2 separate regions of the Homo sapiens genome follow, and region 2 is linked to region 1. A link is an interaction called in ENCODE POLR2A ChIA-PET data of the cell type or tissue named here. Cell type or tissue: A673. All regions are shown on one strand. Each heading gives the region's core, and the rest is flanking DNA. Links, peaks and the distances in the headings are about the cores only.

Region 1 (5,876 bases), core at 557-5,556:
GTGCTGAATGGGTTGGCTCTCTTCACTACCAACACAAAAGCACCCAAAGGCAATATATGCTTTTAATTTCTGGAGAAGTGTATTAGTTTAAGTTCAACTAAAATATCTGCTTAAATATAATTTATGTAGTATAGGTAAAAACCAATTGCATTCTGATACTTACAAGATTGCTTTTATGTAAACAGCAGCTTTCTGAGTAGCAGAAGGTGGAGAAGTGAGGCAAAAAGAAGGCTTTTTTCCTTTTCCTATGAGCCTTCCAATGGCAAGAGAATTACCTTGGTAATTACATGGTGGCTAGCATGTGACGGCTACTGCCCGTGCTGGATGTAGATGCTGGTTAACACACAATAAAACACCAAGGAAGGAAGGAGAGGCAGGGGTTTGTGTGATATCATCAGGGTTTGCTTGAGTTGACAGCCTGAAGCTACCCAGTCAGGGCTGAATCCCAACAGGAAAGCTAATCATTAGTTTATCAGGATGCAGAGAGGGAGGTAATCAGAAAAGAGAGTAATTCTGTCATTCTTCTGCCCAGACTGTTTGCTTTAGCAACATAAAGCTGTGGGTGAGCCTGTGAGCTGTGACTATGAGTTGGTAGCTTTATAGGTATTTAGAAACCCAGGACTGTGGAGGCAGAAGGGATTTGCTAAGATCCTGTCCTGTTGGAACATCACTCATGGTGACCTTTTTTTTTTTTTAATCTGATAAGGCACATTAGCTCATCTCTCTTTGTATAAGACATGAATTAGATAATGAATGGCTGCCCAAAGGAAGTGAGGTGGTTATCACACCCTGGGGATTCAAGAGATTATCTGAGGGGTAAAGGTTAATAAAGAAGGATAATATCCTTTGTTTGATCAACTGTTCCATACTAAGTTCGTTAGAATTCCAGACTGCCTTGATGGCAAATGCTACATAAATGATAAAACTGTGTATGTACTAATATTTGACTAGGGAATTTTTTATTCTCCATTTAGTTAAATATTGAGGTCACTTTGTGTTTTTAATAAAATAATTATCAACGATCTATCATTTTACACTGTGAAGCTCAATATTTGCTTGCTTAGCCACCATCAATCTGATATAAAAAGTGTAAGAGTTGCAAGTTTTTCTCTCATGACCTGAATCAAAAAGTAATTTAGAAAGAGGTCACTGTGTCATTCAACAAATCTTTTTAAAAGCCAAACATATTTTGACCTTTTATTTGGATTTGCTACTTGTTAATTGTTTCAGCAGCCTTAACTTAGATCCTCTTTGCAGAACATAGCTTCTGTCATCTGTACAAAGCTGTATATGTGAAAATTGAAGGCAAGGAGAAGGTAATTCCAGCTGGCATTCCAGTCTGGATCTGCTGTCATAAATTACTTAGCAGAGGGCATGGTTCGTTACTTTTTATGGTCATGTTCTATATTTGTATGTGCTGGGGGGTGGATCACATGACAAAACCATCATTTGATATTAGTGTTTATGTGCACCAACCAGTGAGGGCTCGATTGAAGCTTCACTGTGCAGTACTTTTAATTTGTATATTTAGCTCTTAATTGAAAATGCAGGCACTTCCATAAGTACTAAAACTACAAATAATCTAAATAAATTTTATATAATTGTCTTTAGGAGAAGACAAACTGCTGTAAACCAAGCTAATTGAAATACACTCTGCCTTCCAGAGATTTGAAAACAAAATTTTGAACTAGCTAGTCAACATTGCCAGAATAATAAAGACCAAAGTTTACCATTTTCCATTTTTTAGCCCCTCCCCTGATTAGCTGATGTCTGTTTATTTAAGAGGAAAGACATTTTTCAAACTAATCAAGACAGAGGAAAAAAACAGTCTTTTTTTTTTTTTTTTTTTTTTTTTGTTCTATTCTCCAAATCCGTTCCCCTAGTGCAGCTTCATGCTTAAGTTTATAGTGGCAAACACCTCGAAAATGTCCTTCTTGTTTGATATTTTTTTCCCATAACTAAACAGGAAAAAAAAAATGGGCATGTCAGGTTTTGGTTCATCCACTGCTTTGAGAACTAGTGTTTCCATATCTGGAATCGTTTGTTAGATAAATTTGCCTGTAAGTAGTTGCTTCAGATCTTTGTCAGGCCTTGTTCATCTTACATACTGCAGCCCTCTTTAATTTCCTCAACTCCATTAATTTATTTTTCAGGCTTTTCTTTCACTAAGTATTTATCGCATGCCTACTCTATAGTAGTCAGAGCACTTAGCACGTCTGCATCTATTATTTCATTTGTATGAGAACATACTTTGGAAAATAAGGTCGGGATGATGTTATTTGAACTTCCTCAGCACCTATGTAGTAGTCTCTGTCAAACAACAAGTAACTTCTGAAATAACTGTTATTTTAGAAACACTTCTACTGTTATTTTTTTGTGCATATTTTCCATCCCCTCAACAAGATTTGCAGAGCCTCAGGGATCTTTAGAGTTGATATCTCTTTGCTTTTCTGACATATTGTGGTCTTCACAATATTTTTTATTAGATGCCAAGTTTGATGAGAAGAGAGGCTCGGGTTCCGAGTCACTTGTTTTGTTTGAGGAATAAAAGCTAGGTTCGGCCAGGCACAGTAACTCACACCTGCAATCCCAGCACTTTGGGAGGCCGAGGCGGGCGGATCACAAGGTCAGGAGTTTGAGACCAGCCTGACCAACATAGTGAAACCCCGTCTCTACTAAAAATACAAAAATTAGCTGGATGTGGTGACGTGCGCCTGTAATCCCAGCTACTCAGGAGGCTGAGGCAGGAGAATCACTTGAACCTGGGAGGCGGAGGTTGCAGTGAGCTGAGATCGCACCACTGCACTTCAGCCTGCGCAGCAGAGCAAGACTCCATCTCAAAAAAAAAAAAAAAGAAAGAAAAGCTAGGTTCATGGATTACAGTGGTTCAGGGAAGGGAACTGAGTGAAGGAGGGACATTGTCGTTTGGTGATGCTGTTATCTTTTACTGAAAAGGAACTTGATATTTGGAGGTGTATTTGGTAAGGACTTAGTTATCAATTGACAGCATAACTGGTAACATGTAAGTCCTGGATCAGCCTTGAAAGAGTATTCCTTATGGGAAATGGGAAGATTAGAGAAGAACAAGCGAGATAGTGTTGGTGAGGCATTTCATTTCAAAGGTTTGTTTCTCTTACACCCCCTTTTACTAAATGAATGCCTTGGAAGGGACCACGGAATGGTTCATTTCTAGATGTGTGGCGCTAACGATGAGAAATGACGGCAACCAGATTTGGGTGACAGATGTCGCTCAAGCCTTCAATGATTATAGAATATAGGTTCTGGGAAGAATGTGCTGATTAAATTCACATGGGCTGTGGAGATCCAGCTGGCCTGATATTTAAATGCTGCTGAAAAATGTTCCAATTAGATGGATTCTTCCCTGTGCAGAGTTTTCATGTAAATTGTGGAAAACGGTACTTTCTTCAGGCAATGAAATTGTTGTGAATGTCCAATGTCAGTCCTCTGAAGATGGTAATTATGCAGCTTGAACTACAGAAACTGCAGCGCAGAAGAACTTCAGGGTTTATCCTGTCTCTGTGCAGATGGAATCTCTATATAGAATAATGACCAACACATCACACAAATTGGATTTAAATGACTTGAACAACAGGAGTCCCATCATTTTCTTTGGCTGAATATCCTATAGTTGAATGTGTACAGGATTCCTCTTGGATAGTCATAATTGGATTATATTTCCCATACGAGCAGGGTTGTAATTTGAAGCTTCATATTTTACCAGCTTGACAGCAAATTAAGCACAGACAGGACAAACTATACATCATACAAACCAAGATACAACTAAAATCTTTCTGATTATTTAAAATGGGAAAATGTGGCTCCATGTCCTGTAAAGTGGTTAAAATACAGTGTTTACGTTGATTATAAGAGTTGCTAATGAATTCTAACTGCAGTACAGCTCATAAAAAAGTCTATATCATAACTTACCTATCTGAAGCTGATGATGGATGGCCATAGTAAATAATCATCAATAATAATTTTATTTGACTCTTTAGAATTTGAAATGTCTTTTCATAGAAAAGCACTGGACCACCCATATTTTTAAAATGTTTTTTGTGATTAAGTGAGAGCTCTTGTCTTTTCCTCTCTTGACAGCATTTCTCTGGCCTGGACAGATATGTTCAAAATCATTCTGTAATTCTCTAATACCACGCTTGAGATTGGATTATCTTTTTCAGAAGTAACAATCAAAGAATCACAGCATTCTGAGGCTGTACCCAGGAGTGCACTGGGGAGGGCTCCCTTGGCACTGGTCTTTTCATTCAACTTTTCTTTGTTCTGCCATCTCCCAAGGCTTAAATGGGAAAAGGAGAAAGACGAGAACAACGGGAAGTATGTGAGGAGAGAGGATAGAGAAAGATAATCCTATCCCTGTGGCTTGTCAGTTAGAATGAGGGAGGGAGTTGTGAGCTGATCATGTGGCTATGCACCTTAGAACTTTTTCCCACAATACTTCTCTGAACTGCTTTGGTCTTATTTTCTTACTTCTTTTTTTTTTTTTTTTTTTTTTTTTGAGATGGAATCTCGCTCTGCTGCCCAGGCTGGAGTGCAGTGGCGCAATCTCGGCTCACTGCAACCTCTGCCTCTCGGGTTCAAGTGATCCTCCTGCCTCAGCCTCCCGAGTAGCTGGGACTACAGGTGTGTAGCCACTCCCAGCTAATTTTTTGTATTTTTAGTAGAGACGGGGTTTCACCATGTTGGCCAGAATGGTCTCAATCTCCTGACCTCAGGTGATCTGCCCGGCCTTTCGGCCTCCCAAAGTGCTGGGATTACAGGCGTGAGCCACCGTGCCCGGCCTTATTTTCTTCTTTCTTTCTCCATCTTTTGCAGCCTCCAAGGCAGGGAAGCTGAAGTGTAGGTGTTAATTAGTAGCAAGGCAGTAATGAAAAGAGTGTAACTGTGAGATGCAGGGCTGCCTGCGCTGTTACAGCATGTCATCCGGCCACTTTCATTTCCTTGACTTATTTTTGCACCTTTATTTTGAGTCAGGTTACCCTAAACTTAGTTGTTTCCTTTACATTGACTATCTGTGTCCAGTGCTCATAACGAGTGCTCAACAGGAGACAAAATGAATAAACCATCCAAAACCAGCCAGACCCCAGATATTTAAGATGATTAAGATCTTTTCCCAAGATCACTTATTAAATGAGTCTCTGAAAACCTCCTCTTGTCTTTCTGTCTGTGGAAAGTCAACCCTAATTACTTTTTACAGTAAGAGAAACTCAAGGAGTCTGGAAGAGGGTTTCCTCCCCATATTTAGGGGATGCACAGAGGAGATTCATACTTAACAAGATCATCATTGAAACCTCCCCATAATTATGTCCTGACCTATCGATTGCTTGTGAAAAAACTATTGTTCCCATGTATATAAGGAATAGCATAGATCTTTGTGATTAATTTTGGGGGAAGATCTATTTTTCTTGAAAAGAAACTGTGATTTAAATGTAATCCTGTCATTTAGGTTGTTTCATGTAACTGTTAGTTTCTTCTTAATGATTACAATTTTTAACTTTGCTTCTGTTCTTTGTTTAGTTGTTCAGGTATGTCCTAAACAGAGTTTTAACTTATATAATTACTAACTTTACTTCTTGCATTTTCCACTTTTCATATATATGAAATATATATAATATATATAAATATATTAATTATATATCATTAATAATAATTATGTATAATATATAAAATTTTATGTTGCTTGGGTCATAAACATTTACTCTTTTAGATAGGCTGTATCTATTGCAATCCTATAATGACCCCTCGGTTGCTTTTTTTCCTTGAGACAAGGTCTTGCTCTGTTACCCAAGCTGGAGTGCAGTAGCGTGATCTTAGCTAACTGCAACCACCGCCTCCCAGGC
Region 2 (5,876 bases), core at 471-5,470, 280 kb after region 1:
TTAATAGATGAAAGCTGGATTCCCAAAGCTGCTGTGCATTTAGTCTGTTAAAATATCACACGTGAGGTAGCCTCTGGAAAACTCCTGTCCATACTCATGAAAGAAATAGAGTGAAAAAGACAAATGATGTATTAGTATTATAAAAAGAGCTTTGACCTTGGCTATCATTGAAAGTCTGAGGACCGCCCCCTCTCCAACTACACTTTGAGAACCGCTGCTCTTGTCTCATCTCCTCATTTTATTTAGAAGGACACGGACCTCGGAAATCCAAAATGACGCAGCCTGTTAGTGGGAGGATACAGATTAGATGGTTTGTCTCACTTCTCTTGCTTAGGTTTTCGGTCAGATACTTGGGAAATATACCCTGATGGCCTGTCCTGTTCTCTGTAGCTGCAAAGACTGTTACAATATATTATCCCCGCAAAAATTTTAATAAAAAAGGAATCATCAGCAAACCTGATAAATTCTACAACAAGCATACTGTGTTTGAATTTGAGTTATGACATTTGAATTAGGATCTCTATTTGAACTGAAACACTAAGGCAAATTCTATGGCGCCCTACTCCATGCAAGTTGTTAACGACAAACTGCACAGTAAATATCACAAACACGGAAATACCACAGTGTCTGCATCTGAAATATAATTCAGTGACAGATTCCAAAAAAAAATTAAAAAAATCTTATCTTCTATATCCTGTGGGACCAAAAATATTTTCTCATGTACTGGCTGAAAGGGTAGTGGGCATATTAAGAGACTGCAAATAGGCTGGCAATTGTAGGGAGCTTTTTAGATTAAATAGAGTTGTTCTGAGATGTAGATATTTTTCATTCTCTAACCAGACCTTATTTTTGCCTTTTTTAAAAAAAAATCAAAGAATCTTCAGGCCGGGCGCAGTGGCTCACGCCTGTAATCCCAGCACTTTGGGAGGCCAAGGCGGGCAGATCACAAGGTCAGGAGATCGAGACCATCCTGGCTGACACGGTGAAACCTTGTCTCTACTAAAAAATACAAAAATTAGCTGGGCATGGTGGTGGGCGCCTGTAGTCCCAGCTACTCAGGAGGCTGAGGCAGGAGAATGGCTTGAACCCGGGAGGCAGAGCTTGCAGTGAGCCGAGACCGGCCACTGCACTCCAGCCTGGGCGACAGAGTGAGACTCCGCCTCAAAAAAAAAAAAAAGAATCTTCATGGTCACCTAGCGATGATTTCCTTTGTATCCTATTAGATGTTACAAATCTTCTTTAAATGGATCGTAGCCTTGTTCCTTAAAGAACGTAGTGTCGGCCAGGCGTGGTGGCTCATGCCTGTAATCCCAGCACTTTGGGAGGCCAAGGTGGGTGGATCACCTGAGGTCAGGAGATCGAGACCAGCCTGGCCAACATGGTGAAACCCTGTCTCTACTGAAAATACAAAAATTAGCTGGGTGTGGTGGCGGGCACCTGTAATCCCAGCTACTAGGGAGGCTGAGGCAGGAGAATTGCTTGAACCCTGGGGGCAGAAGTTGCAGTGAGGCTGAGATTGCGCTGCTGCACTCCAGCCTACACGAGAGTAAGACTTTGTCTCCAAAAAAAAAAAAAAAAAAAAAAAAAAAGGAACGTAGTGCCTAGAAAAGCTGGTCTAGCAGACGGCATTATTCCCAAGGAAGCTACTCCCAACTGTTGGTTTTTTTCAGGCTCTACATTCTTTGGTTTTGAATCATGTGGCATAATGGAAATTATATATATATATATATATTTTTTTTTTTTTTTTTTTTTTTTTTTTGAGATAGAGTCTCACTCTGTTGCCCAGGCTGGAGTGCAGTGGCGTGATCTCGGCTCACTGCAACCTCCACCTCCCGGGTTTGAATGATTCTCCTGCCTCAGCCTCCTGAGCAGCTGGGACTATAGGCGTGCACCACCATGCCCGGGTAAGTTTTGTATTTTTAGCAGAGATGGGATTTCACCATGTTGGCCAGGCTGGTCCCGAACTCCTGACCTCAGGTGATCCACCTGCCTTGGCCTCCCAAAGCGCTGGGATTACAGACGTGAGTCACTGCGCCCGGCCAGAATTTATCTATTCTTAATGAAAGAACTCACAACCGAGGCAAAATGAACTTTTTAGGTAAGGAGCTGCTTTTTTTTTTTTTTTTTTTTTTTTTGAGATGGAGTCTTGCTCTGTCGCCCAGACTGGAGTGCAGTGGCGTGATCTCGGCTCACTGCAAGCTCCACCTCCTGGGTTCACGCGATTCTCCTGCCTCAGCCTCCCGAGTAGCTGGGACTACAGGCGCCGCCATCAAGCCCGGCTAATTTTTTTGTATTTTTAGTAGAGACGCGGTTTCACCGTGTTAGCCAGGATGGTCTCGATCTCCTGACCTCGTGATCCGCCCACCTCGGCCTCCCAAAGTGCTGGGATTACAGGCGTGAGCCACGTCGCCCAGCCAGGAGCTGCTTCTTTTCTGGTTTCCCTTTGAGCAAATTCTTTCCAGTTCTCACCAAACCCCCAAAGGCCCCCAGGAAGGGAAACTGGCAGCTCCAAATGACCCTTTCCTCTCCCCAGGAGGACACAATGAGAATGCTGCAGCTGGTCCCCATGACTCCCACTCCTGTGCTAGCGGACGCAGTTCGAGCCGTAGCCCCAAAGGTATTTTTATAAACAGCTATTCTCCCCATAAGTCGGTGCCATAGAAACACAAGGTTATATTTTTGTTATGATAAAATGTGTGTCCAAAAACTATCAACAAATGTGCTGACACTGGCACTACTGTATCTTGGAAATAACTGTTAAACACATGCCTCTAACTCTCCAATAAAATATGAACTAAACCCAGTTTGTTCTTAGTCATAATGACAGATGACAATGTCACTGACCTGAATACCACTGGTCTCATACTAGCAAGAGGAATGATGATTTGTTCATTTTCTCTTGAACTATACGTTTAGTTGTCATCTTTTATTTAAATATTAAATAGCTGCTTTCCACTTCCCAAACCCATTCTCTAAAATTCAAATAAGTTTTGGGATTTTTTTGGGTCCCTTCTCTCCTTTCCCATGGAACTCTATACAGGGCACCCTTCTGTCCAGAACAGGCTAGATCTAATTCTTTGTAACTTCAGAAAGGGTATTGTGAACAGCTGAGATTTTTCTGAAAAGATGCTGTAATAATTGTTTTTAAATAAGATTTTTATAATAAGCTACTTTTAGCCACTATTTCACAGGTGGCAGGGTACTGCTGCTTGCTGTAAAGATTTAAGCATCGTGAACAGGTATAACACACCATGTCCTACCTGCTCCAGATAGCCCCCCTCCACCACGATGGGATTGGTCTGTCTGGAACTTGTGACACTCACCACACCCTTCTGTCCTCTGAAGGTGCCTAGTTTTCAAAAGGCCTGTCTGTCCATGACATGTCACCAGGCTGAACACAGAGACTGACAAGCGAAGTGTGGCCTGCATCCTGGCTTTGCTACAGCTCCATCAGTAACTTCTCTGCCTCAGTTTTCTACTTGTCAAACACTTAATGACCACAGTACCTATGGGTCTGTTGCTGTGAGGATTAAATGAGATAATGAATATCAAATGTTTAGAACAGTGCCTAATACACAGTTGACCCCTAATAAATGCTGATATTATTATTTTTAACACTGCAGAGACATGCACACATAGAAATATGGTAAGTTAGATTTGAAACTAAAGGCAGGGTTATTAAAGACAAATGATTAGTGTTTTAAAATCTGAATTACACAGTTTGTATTCTAAAACACATACACACACACACACACAGAAATGTGTACCAATTAAACACAATAAAGTTCAAAGGGGATATAAATTACAGTTTTTCTTTTTTTAACAGACAATAGTAAAATACTACAGTCAGCTCACTATACACACAAATCATGAACAGCAGCTTTTCATTAAGGTTTCCAATATCTTACTCATTTACCAACTCGAAGAATTTAAAAGAAAAAAGGTACAGCAGGCTCTACCCATTCTCTCTCTCTTGCTCTCACAACACATTTATAGCTGTACATCCAGACCGATTATACAGGCATCTACAGAATAGGTACAGAAAGGAATTTTGTAAAAATTTCCATACACATAATCCTTCAATGTCTCCATTTGTAGGAGAATTTTACAAATGAAGACACGACAGCAGGGTCATCTGTATTCGATCATCTCCTGCAAACATGGTAAAGGGTGAACCATTGAACTTCATAGCTCAGTCCATCTCCTCAGCATTTTCCAGAATCAAGCAAAATAACAACAGCAAAACCACGCCACAGTGAAACCTACCAATCCAAAACAAAACCACACACACAGAAACACACAAAAATCAACACCTCCCACCCCACCCACCCCACCACTACTCCTGGCTGTCCTTGTGTTTTCTTACAGTAATACGGCTCTCTTCATTCCACCTGCCCAGCTGGGCTGAGCCACGGTCCAGGCAACTGTGGAGTCAGGACCCCAGTCATTGTCAACAGTTATAATACAATGTCAAGTCAGCAGGTGGAGGGGCAGGTGGAAGACCAAAGAATATAGCTGTGAGATTTCTCAGTGTGCTTATGAAACAAAGGACAGAGAATGGCAGCACGTGGCTTGGTAGCCAAGGGAATTATGGCACCAAACTTGCAGTCAAACATACATGTTCACACAAAAGAGTGGACAGCAAAAATGTTGTCTTATGTAAGTTCTTTGGTTATAAAGAACAGCATTCTATAACCTTTTCTGCAAAGAGGGATTTGCAAGCTCATTCTTAGGCAATAAAATATTTTTCATCTGCTCATGTATAAGAGATCGCCCAAGTTGCTTTGTAACGAAGTCCAGTACCTTATGATTTTCTACAAATCACCTTTATCTGCATTTTAGTGTGCAGCCTTGTCTGTCTCCAGACATACTATAGATACACATTTCATATACATAATATATATTATTTATAAAAAACAGATTAGAGCATTGACTCCAGATTCTACAGTAAGAACTGATTAAAATTGTACAAGAATAAAGTCTGTTGGAATCTGTAGAGGTTTCTATACAGTGGAGGTGTGTAGTAAGTGCAAAAAAAAATACTGTCACTTAGTTAATCCAGGATTTTCAGTTCTCTTGCTTTCTGGAAAAAGCAGAGGCTGTTGATTCACCCAAGTGACAAAGTGCCGCTTCTCCCACTGGGGAGGGGAAAGGAGGTGGCCCAGGAAGTGCACGGTGTGGATTCTCCAGCTTCTGGTCTGAGGTCCAGCCAGGCGGCAGCATGTTTTAGAGATGGGGCTGGTGCTTGCCCAAGGTGACCAGGCGAACAAAGACGCCAAGCTGTGGCCTGAGGAGGGGTGCTTGCTGCTCTCACCGTGAGGTTGTGCCTCCCTGGAATGCAGAGGCTGGTGAGTTCATGCTTCTCATCCCCACCTCCCCACCCCACCCACAGCACCTACTCTCAGCCCAGTCCACACCCATCACAAGAAAGGGGCTCTTCCTGAAGGGACCCACAGGATTGGTTTTATTATGGAATCCAGTGCTGGAATCCACATTGTAAAAGCCCTGAGGTGATGTTTCAAGGAAAAGTAATGACAGCAACAACCAAAGTAAAAATTAAGGAAAAAAAGTGACTTCTGGATGTGCAGTCTAAGTCATTTCAGGGGTTTGAACAAAGTCAAACTTATGGTTCTCAGAAAAAATTTTAAACTGTCAAAACAACTTATTAAAACCAATGTAGCAGATACATTAAATAAAAAAACATTTAAATTTTTGTAGAGACAGAGTCTCGTTATGTTGCCCACGATGGTGTCAAACTCCTGGGTTCATGCGATCTTCCTGCTCTGGTCTCCCCAAAGTGCTAGGACTACGGGCGTGAGCCACTATGCCTGGCCGCCAAAATTTTTTTTTTTTGAGACAAGAGTTTAGCTCCTGTT

What was found. Peaks named below come from ENCODE experiments on the same cell type or tissue, not always from the same donor. Only the 100,000 strongest peaks of a DNase experiment are listed, where the experiment ranks them.
Region 2: POLR2A ChIA-PET joins it to region 1 with 5 read pairs; 2 of 35 experiments call an interaction of 5 or more read pairs at or near these places.

The regions. Positions count from the first base shown.
Region 1 is chr6:17,472,356-17,478,231 of GRCh38, forward strand. The region is part of intron 4 of CAP2 (cyclase associated actin cytoskeleton regulatory protein 2); the gene reads left to right. Among named protein-coding and RNA genes, the nearest start is that of CAP2, 82 kb to the left of the region's middle. In A673, for the core only: no CTCF peak of the experiment used is centred there; a DNase peak (open chromatin) is centred at 3,576; H3K4me3 peaks cover 392 bases.
Region 2 is chr6:17,755,547-17,761,422 of GRCh38, forward strand. It overlaps a transcript of KIF13A not described here. Among named protein-coding and RNA genes, the nearest start is that of NUP153-AS1, 51 kb to the left of the region's middle. RefSeq lists a silencer at 856-1,058. In A673, for the core only: no CTCF peak of the experiment used is centred there; no DNase peak of the experiment used is centred there.